Linked DNA regions of Homo sapiens: region 2 is linked to region 1. Evidence: read pairs that join two places in POLR2A ChIA-PET (ENCODE). Cell type or tissue: OCI-LY7. All regions are shown on one strand.

What was found. ChIA-PET counts read pairs that join two places held together with the same protein. Peaks named below come from ENCODE experiments on the same cell type or tissue, not always from the same donor. Only the 100,000 strongest peaks of a DNase experiment are listed, where the experiment ranks them.
Region 2: POLR2A ChIA-PET joins it to region 1 with 10 read pairs; 3 of 35 experiments call an interaction of 5 or more read pairs at or near these places.

Annotation. Positions count from the first base shown.
Region 1 is chr2:5,844,270-5,849,269 of GRCh38, reverse strand. No RefSeq gene overlaps it. Among named protein-coding and RNA genes, the nearest start is that of LINC01810, 34 kb to the right of the region's middle. In OCI-LY7, CTCF peaks have their summits at 3,047 and 3,248; no DNase peak of the experiment used is centred here.
Region 2 is chr2:5,694,252-5,699,251 of GRCh38, reverse strand. SOX11 (SRY-box transcription factor 11) reads right to left here. Exons shown (of 1, transcript NM_003108.4): 1 at 1-5,000. Among named protein-coding and RNA genes, the nearest start is that of SOX11, 4.4 kb to the right of the region's middle. RefSeq lists silencers at 2,096-2,265, 2,556-2,645. In OCI-LY7, CTCF peaks have their summits at 884, 2,779 (motif pointing left) and 2,984; DNase peaks (open chromatin) are centred at 1,851, 1,971, 2,661, 3,111 and 4 weaker places; H3K4me3 peaks cover 5,000 bases; H3K27ac peaks cover 5,000 bases.

The DNA.
Region 1 (5,000 bases):
TTACATATAAAATACAATCCCATAGGCACTTGAGTGGTGTCCAGAAAATAAGGGCTCACATTTGACCTTTGTGGAAGAGATGACAAAACATGACCCCAGGTTCTCCAGAACTCTGAACAAGTGGGAGGCACGGTCATAGACAAGAACCAAAGAACAGAGCTCAGAATGCCACTCACTAAGCCCCAGACCCAAAGGAAAAGCCTCATTGTAAAAGCATTAATATGATTATCTGCATTTTGAAAGCCTAACTTCAGGCAATATTGTCAAGCACAGATGCCTAATTTAGTGTGGTTAAGTTTCTACAATCTATATTTGCAAATAAGCCATATGGCAAGACCAAAGTATTGCCCGCTCCATGCTAAGTACCACCCCCACCATGTGTGTGTGCATGCACACACGCAGAACGACATGCACTTTTTTTTCCAGAAAGACATGCACTTTTTCTTTTCTGTTTCACATCTGATCCACTTATTTCTGGCCCACTGAATAAAGAGGGAAAAAATTAGTATATTCTGAGTATTGCAAAAGTCAGACTGAAAAAAGATATTCGCAAAAAGATTTCAAGAAATATAATCTAAATCCTTAGACATTTCTAAGAAGAGATGTAAATATCCCATTGAATTCAGAGAAAACTGCTTTTCTGAGAACTTTCTATGGGCAGCCTTTACCAATACACAAGTCCCTTTCTAGGGACGAGGTATACACCAAGCACCTTAAGAAGGGGCAGAAGAATGTATCGGCATTCTGAGAACCCAAAACATTCCTATAGTGTTGTTAACCTGTTATTAAATTATCATGTAGCAGTTTAAACTAGGCAGCCCCTCACAGGGATCTCCAAGTGTTCACTAGTGTTTTGTGAATATTACGCTGCAAGGCAGATCATTATGAAAGCATGCCATCTTGTAACCCACACCTATCCACATCCCCCTCCTTTGCAAATGCCTGTTCCATCAGATTCTCAATTTATTTACAAGATGTTCTTATTGTCTTCAAATGACAGATTTATGGAGCATCTAACTACAGTAATCAGTCCTTGTAGCACTGTTCACTTACCTATTCTCAGAATTTTTCTGCAACCTGTATTATTTCCTATAAAATAAAGCTAAAATTTGTTAAACAACAAAAGGGGGTTCAAGAATCTGTGGCATGAAGCAGGTTCCCTGCACCAGGATAAGAGAGCAAGGTGGGCTTCCTCACCTGGACTCATTCACAAGCTTTGATGTTTTTTCACTTTATTAACCTCTAAAATACTTGACGCAGTATCTCTTAACTAAAGAGTACAATAAAATCTCAGACAAAAAATTCAGCTATCATTAAAGGACCTCATGTGTGTGTGTTGCCAGGGGCGAGGGGTGGGGAAGCTGGTACTAGATGTCGAGGAGCTGAGAAGCATAAAAAGCCAGGGTCTAGATCCAACCTTCAACCTTTTTTTCTTTTGAGACTGAGTCTTGCTCTGCTGCCCAGGCTGGAGTGCAGTGGTGTGATCTCAGCTCACTGCAACCTCCAGCTCCCAGTTTAAGTGATCCTCGAGCCTCAGCCTCTGGAATAGCTGGGATTACAGCCTCCTGCCATCACGCTGGACTAATTTTTGTATTTTTAGTAGAGATGGTGTTCCACCATGTTGGCCAGGCTGGTCTTGAACTCCTGACCTCAAGGGTTCTGCCCACCTCGGCCTCCCAAAGTGCTGGGATTACAGGTGTGAGCCACTGTGCCCAGCCCAAAGTATAAAATTCTAATTATGTCACTTTTTGCTTTTCCTCTTAAAATCTTTGCCTACTATAAAGGTTATCATTTGGGGGTACACACCAGAATCATCTGAGACTTTTTAAGGTTTTGGCTGCCCAGGTGAACTCTGAGCCCTCCAACATTAGGAAGCTCTGGCATGGGGTCCAGGCACCTACAATTTTAAAAGTACTGCTCTATGGCACGGCAACTACGCTCGGTCGTCTGTGCCCAAGTGGCACATCCAGCACCGCCTTTTGCCGTCCGTCAGTCCTCATGAGTGCCCCTCTACCAGCCTTCAGCCTTTAAGCTCCTCTGCTTCAGTTACTTAGAACTTCTCAGTGGTCTCTGAACATTCAGGGAGTTAATTGTTTCAAGCTTTCATACGCATAGTTCCCTCTAAAACAGCTCCTGTTTTATATTCTTTCCGGAAAACCCCCACAGGTTGCTGAACACCAGGCCTCATTTCTGTGAAGGCGCATGAGTCAGCCGTGTCTTGTGCTTAGTCACCACACGCAGAGACTTTGGGTTTGGGTTTATACATCTATCTTACCCTTGAGTTCTTCAGCTCCTTAGGAGAGGACATTGGAGCTCGCTCTGCTCCCCCGAAACCTAATGTAATGTCTATGCAGACAGCATAGACAGAAATTGTCTCTTGGATGAACAAAGAATACCTGGACATAAGATACTAGAAACAATGGGTAGAAATTTCAGGAAGCTGAATCCATACCAGGACATTTTGATTGTTCCAGTCTTCCAATGGTGAAATGTAGTTCTTATGAAGACACGAGCTTCCTTCTCATTGCTAGAGATGGGAAGTATCCACACGAGCTCAGTAATGCTGTTGAGAGCTGATTCTCTTCTCCAGTAAAGGTTGGAGTGGAATGAGCATGGATATTGGCTCTGATGACCAGCCATGGGTCAAGTTCTATTCCTCAATCCATGTCTAATGGAACCTCCTACCTGGGGAGTCAAGGCAGGTGGATGCTCAAGTGAAAAGTGAGGAATGTAGACATAAAGAATGGGGAATCCATGTTGGAGGGAGGGAAAAAGTCCCCTGGCAGGATGAGCTGGGAAATGAGACAGAGAAGGGGTAAATCCCGGGGCAAGGGGTCTTTTAAACCATGTTACACAGTCTGTACATTTTTTACTGGGAGAAGCAGAAAGCCGCTGAAATATTTCAGGCAGGGAAGCAACATCTCCAAAGCTTAGGAAGCTCTGCTGGCAAGTGTGTGTGGGAAAACACAGGCTTGCACTAGTATCCATGCAGAGGAAAAGGGGAGTGTGGTAAAAAATGGCCACTGCCCTATGGAAGTCACTGCTGACCTGACCACATTGAGGTTAAGGAAGCCTTCTAAATTCTTCTCACTTTACATACTGGCTTGCATTTTTGTCATCGTTGGCTTTAACAGCAACATCTGAAAAGCAGATTTATTTGCCCTAGTGAGCTATGGCTATGGACAGCCAGGGTCTAGATCCAACCTTCAAGTATGCTCCCTGGCCTCCAGCAATCACCAGCTCTTAGTACACCAGCGCCTCCTGAGGCTATGCCTCACGTCTCTCCTCATTTATGTCTTCCTGTTCAGCACCTTCTGCAGCAAAACCCAGCATCTGTGTCATCGTCTCTGGGAAGCATCTCAGCTCACAGTAGAAAGGTGGTTGTTCCTCCCGTGTGTCCACAGGACCTGCACCTGACGCTTTCTAATGAACCCATCTCCAATTCAACCCAATCTTTCAATCAGCAATGCTCTGCTAAGTAATAAATATCGGAAACAGCTAAAGGTAGCATAAAGAGTAGCAAGTTAAGAAGCAGAGCCCTACTTTTCAGATCATCTATTACCAATATCCTGGGTTACCAAGGGCAAATCAATTCCTTTCTCTGACCCTCACTTTCTTTACTAATGATCTAACTTCTTATTCTAAAAGGGATGATTCTATGAATTTTTTTTTTTCGAAAAAGCCCAGACCCGAATATTTGCTGGAAACTGAAATTTCTTAGCATGACATTCAAAGCCCCTTTTAGACTTGCCTCTAATCCATTCTACTCTCCAACTCCAGCCTTCCTTGTTGGACCTCTTGTTCTCGGGCACCTGAAAGTAACAACTACCACTGTTTTCCCCTGCTCCCCACTGTGCCTCAGCACACTCCACTGCCTCATTCTTCCTATCCAATAAATTACGTATTCTTCAAGACAGAACACAATACCTGCTTCTCTATCAGATCATTTTTTCCTCCTCATGGCTAAACTAATCAACATGCTCTCAACTCATAAGCAGTCAGGACAGAACTCCTCTTGGGGATGTCTTAGCATCTCCAGCCAGAGATTTCTGGCTCTCTCTACAAACATGATAACAGCATGGTAGACAGCGTGTCTCTCAAATGAATGGCACACACCCCCAGTGTTAGCTGAGATAGTTCAGGGAGCATAAGAACATGCCCCATCATAGCTGTGACAGTAAATTACTGAAATATATTTATGTGGGAACAAATCCAGCATAATAGATACTAAGTAAACACCACACTGGAGGTGCAACACCTGGCAAAATGGTGAAGTGGTATATGAACAACTGATGTTTGGAAACTACAGTCAAGTGGAAAAATCATGGGATTTTGATAGAAATCTGGAGTTCAATGTAAGTTCTGCTATAAGCTTCCTGATCCCCCAGAAAGGCATCTGGGCCACGTGAAGTCAGTGTCTTTTTTTTAAACTGGGGAAATGGGTTATTGTTATTGTAAGCCTATTTCTTTCTCTAAACTGTGAGCACCGTGAGACTAAAATAGGTTTTTTAAAAAAATCTTGTCTTTTATGTTTCACCTACCACAGACATGAATATATAGTAGGTGATCAGTAATTGTTAGTTGAATTAATATATTTGTTTTTAAAATTATTTTTGTAGAAATAATCCCTTTAAAACAGTACCTAAATCACATCTTTTAGCAATTGGTGATAACAATTTCTGATAAAACATCAGAAATTGTTTCTGTTTCATCTGAAACAAAGAATTGTTGTTTTTCCTCCTCACTGATGATTTTTTCTAGAGAAAATGGTACCAGTATCACCACACTTTAAAACTTCTTTCCAAGCCCTTAGTCAAAAGTCCAAGCCCTTTGGAGAAAAGTCATTCCCTTATTAATTAGGTCTGGGACCCTGCAATATTATTGATTCATCTTGCTTTGGAATTATCTGGTTTATTCCATGGATCTATATTACTTTTATAAACCATATTTCACTTTCACTGACCTCTAAATTCCATGGGAAATATATTGGAGAAAACTCA
Region 2 (5,000 bases), 150 kb after region 1:
CTTATCTACTGATAAAATTGACAACTCAGTAAACTATTTTCGCTGGTCTTCCTACATAAGAAAAAAGCACAAATATATTTGCCTCAGAAATCTGTTAAAAGCAGGGAACCACACAGTAAAAGAGTATAAAGATTCTATAAATGGGAGAGTCCAAGAAAACCTCTCTCAAAGTGTCCACAAGGATACATATGCCCATTAGAAGAAAAGTAAGAATATACATATTATTAATCATATCAGAGAATAAAAAAGTTAAGATTGATATAATATATTTATATTGAATGACTACTTTAAAATAGAGCAACTTATTTGCCTTATTTCTCAAATTCCTTGGGCAAAAGTCACTTAAATTCTGAAGTAAAAAACAAATGTAAATTTCTTGTACTGTACTAATATCAGATGATTATGATTTCAAGTCCCAGAAGAGAAAAATAAGTCTTGTCTTTTGAGTCTTTTTCTTTCATGAAAAAAGCAACTAAATCACCCTGACTGCTACATTTATGCATATTTAAATCACTTCCCCTTGATTAACATTAAAAAGAAACATCTCTGCCCAAAAGAGTTGTAATGATTTCTTTCTCTAGCTAAAGGATAATCATTCTACAAATAATTTGCCCAGTGTCTGTAGTCATTCATAACATACACAATATTTGCAAAGCACAGTTTAAGTACACTGCCTTTTATTAGCATTTTTTTTTTTTTTAAATAAAAGGGATGCGTATCAGAGTGTAAGAACTGGAAATTACTTCCACAGTTTAAAGAATTAATAAGAGAATGCTGGTTCAATTTCTTAAAGATGGAAAGCTTACCAAAATGCCATCAGAGTCTGTGAACTACTTATAATAAACAGCAGGATCCCCACTGGCTAGGCTGCCGTGCACACAGCACCCACCCGCCACCCCCAGGTTACCATTTTAAGATATTCTGTCAATGCTTAGTTAAAAATAAGACTTACTTAAGAGACCAACAAAAAAAAATCAATTAAACTTTTATTGAAGACTATCCAGTGGCAAGAATACCATGTGTATTATACTATGTTTTAGACACTCAATAAAGAATTCATTAAGATGATTCTCACAACGCACTCATCAAAACAGCCTTAAATATTGTTAAAAAGCGCATTGAAGCGCCTGTCCTGAGTTCTAACAGGTTTTAAATTTAGATTGCCAAACAATTACTTTTATTTTTGTATCAAGTTAGGCCACATGGCTTTAAAAAAAAAAAATCTTGACTATCTCTTCCCATTCTGAAGCCAAATTATTACTTTACTAATTTACTTAAAGTTTCCACCTCACCACAGAAAATGTCCAAGATTCATCTATGATTAAAACAGAAAAGACATGCCAAGTTTTCAGGCTTTCAAAATACATAGATCAGCCTATCAATGGGTTTACGTTGCCAACAAGTTTCGGAACTGCAGCAGAGGGCTGCCACATAAAATCACCAGCACGGAGCACGTGTCAATTGTAAACCGCTGGTTCAATTATCCGTGGCTAAAATAAATGTACCACCAATGGCTGCATTAGTCTACATGTTGAGGGGGTGTGGGGTAAGGTAAACAACTCCAGAAATCCAGTTCTATATTGAGAACCTGGTTAACGCCATCAGCCCCTTCTTTTCCCAAATGTACTACTGAAATCTGATGGTTTATCGAAAGGAAAAAGCCACAGAAAAGAAACCTGTCCATCTGCAGCAAAAGCTTGCTGGCTTCGCATCCCAGGGGTGGGGGCTGGGGAGGAGGCTCGCCCAGAGCGGGAGGCTGGGGGGCGGGTGAGAGGCCCGAGTTCTCAGTCGGGGGGCCGGGGGAGGGGTGGTGGTAAGATCGAGTAAGGCAAAAGCAAGCGGGAGGGGAGGCGGGAAGGGCGCCGGGGCCCCTCTGGCCTAGCAGCTGCAGTTACTGTGCGGACGCTTCCATTCGGTCTCGCCAAATCTCAGTAAAAATGGAAGGCCAAACCTCGGTCAATCATCTCAGTAGGTGAAAGAGTCGTGGTGATTTTGCAGTGAGTTTCAATCAGCCACTGAAAACCTCCTCCGCTGCGGGCGCCGCAGCTCGGGAGGCTGAACTCCGGGGCTGGCACGCTGGGCCCCGAGCGGCCTCCCAGCCTCCCTCCTCCCAGACCCAGCAGAAAAGAGGCGGCGGATGCTCGGAAGGGGGGCGGGAGCCCGGGGCGCGCGTGCCCGGCCGCGATCGCCTGCTCGGGCCTGCCGCGAGGGCTCGGGGACACAGGCCGGTCAGGAAAAATGGTGGGGAGCGAGGGGGTGTGGACAGGCAAACGGGGTTCAGCGAGCGGGGAGCGCCAGCGGGATGGGTCGCGCCCGCGCCGCCGCCGGAGCCCCCAGGAGGCTCCCGGAGAACAATCAAGATGCGGATCCACCTTCGTTGCGGCGGCCCCGGGGAGCTGATTCCGGGGCAGCCCCTGAGCCGGCGCGCGGGGAGGGCGTGGTGAGGGCCCGGGGTGCGCGGGTGCGGCAGCCGCCTGCTCCCCGGGTTTGCTTTCTTCCTCTCACCCCGCAGCCCCGAGGCTTCCCTCCCCGGCCCGCGGGCCCGGGAAGCCAGCGCTGGTGTCTCCGCGCGCCTCAAGGGCCCGCGGCGGGGCGCGCCCAGGAGCACGCGGTGGCGAGGCAAGAAGAGCCAGGCACGGGGACCCGGAGCGTCAGGGCTCTGCCTTGCGCGTCCCGGACTACCGCCCGGGTGCCCTCTGCCACCCCCTGCTCCCCACGCCCTCACCAGTGGTTCGGCCCTCCCAGGCACCCCGGAGACCGCGACTCGGATCGCACAGAGGCCATGCCATGTTCCTCGGGGTGCCCTCGGCCGGCCTGCCGCGTCTTCCCCCGACTCCCGCCTCCCTCCCGCTCGTAGCCTGGGTCCCGCCGCGCCCCGCGCCCCCTGCGGCCCCGCACCGTCCTCCTTCCCTCCGACAGCTCCACGGCCCCGGGGGACAGAAGGAAACAGACACCGACCACTTCTCTCCTTTCCTCTTCCCCTTCCCCCTTCACCGCTAGAGGTCAAACACTGCGGCGGCGTTCTCCGCCAACAACCACCTCTGAGCACACGCGAAGATGCAGCGTTAAAAATAAAGAACAGAAAAAATTCAAATCTGGAAACGGCTGTCCCCACCCTTTGAGAGGCGGGGATAGAAGTGCCCCGAGCGCTCGCTGCCAAAGGCGGCTGTCACCGCGAGGCTCAGCGGGGACGCGGCCCGCCGCAGAGAACACACAAGCCCCAGCGAGCAGGACCCCGACCAAGGGAGCTGGCAACCCAGGCCCCTCCATCCGCCCCTCCCCGGCCAGCTCCCGAGCCTCCGCGCAGCCCGCCCGCCAGGATGGGTGGGGAGAAGAGGCAGGGAGTGGAGGAGGAGGTGAGAAAGGAAATGGGGAGCTGGAGATGGAAAGGGAGGGCAGAGAGAAAGAACACCCTTCCCCTGTCTTTCACAACTAGCGGAAGAGGAAAAAGAAATCAGCCTGCTAATTGAACACTTTTCAGCCTAACCCCCTAAATGTAGAATTCTCTCCTGCCACCTCCCCTCATCCGCGCACACAACAGCCTCACCACCGAATGCTCTGCGACAACAGGACCTCCAGTTTGACTTCCATAGAGACTATTGGCGATGCGAGTTTCTATCAGTTCCAGCTGATTTATTAAAATTGTCAAGATACAGACTTCCAGCACAAAAAAAAAAAAAAAAAAACAGGCAATGATGTCGACAGTGCATTGAGTCTGCTTTGCCACCATTTGCTACAAAATATGCAGATGGTCTGTACTTTATTTAGATTATATTGCACAAAATGAGAAACTTTTTAAACTATGTGCCTTTTTTTTTTCTTTTTTGCTAAAAATCGAGAATCCAGTTTCAAACCTTCCATCTGGGGCCCCATCCACATCACAGCGTATGAGATACATAAAGTCCTACTATAGTACAGTACATATACAATCTTTAAACTAAGATAACAGCTCTGAGGTCTATATCACCATTTTCAATAAATCTTTACCTACAAATATTGAACAAATCTCTACTATAGCTGTACAAAAAAAAGTTTGCTTTTTTTTTTTAAACCACAAGGCCTTTAGATGCAAGGATTATTTTAAAATTTTAATCCTTTTTAAACCAGGACATAACGTACCAACATACTTGCATGCTAAAAAACAGAGGAAAAAAAAGAAATCAAAAGGGAAGAAGTGCCTGAAAGTCTTACTGAAAAAACACAGCAAGAATGTTCCCTTTTCACTGTACAAAAATACGCCTGAAAATATATTAATTTTTAAAAAAGACTGAGGTCTGTTATGTATCAAAAATGTTTCAATACCTTTTGTACTGAGGTCTAGGCTGTCTGGTATTCAATCAAGGAGGTATAAGGGAACAAGTTACAAAAAAAAAGTTGGCAAGTAGAAATCACATTTGTAAAACCATAAACAATTTGATCTGAAAAGTAAACTCTGATCTTAAGTCAGTTCACAGTTTTTTTTTTTGTAAGCGTTTGTACAGTCTGCATTTTTTCAAGCTCCCTGCAGTTTTGTTAAGAATCGGATGCATAGAAGACATCAGTTTTCTCCCTCCAAAAAAAAAAAAAAAAAAAAAAAAAAAAAAAATTAAATTAACAAAAGTTGCAATGGTCCCTTTTTTTGTTAAAAAAAAATCACCAGTTCTTTAAGTTCTCTTAAGAAAAAAAAATATCTCCACCAACTCCCTAGAGTAACAGTTGTGCTGCCAAAAGGGTCCTCTGCAGACGTCTTCCAGACTTCAAAGACCGACAAGCTTCAAACAGCGCCTTCCGGAGCGGGTCCTACCTCCCCTCCCCCGCCCCGCCCCCTCTGCCTTTGTTGCAATCACGAATTTCAGGAAAAAGAAATAGTAATTACAAAAACACATTTTTTGGGAAAATAATCACAACTCCAGACTAGGTATGCAACTACCTTGAGACACGATAAAGGAAGGGAGGGGGGACAAAAAAAGGACAGGAAAAATGTTTAAAAACTACTCATTTCACTTTAACTCCACCAAAAT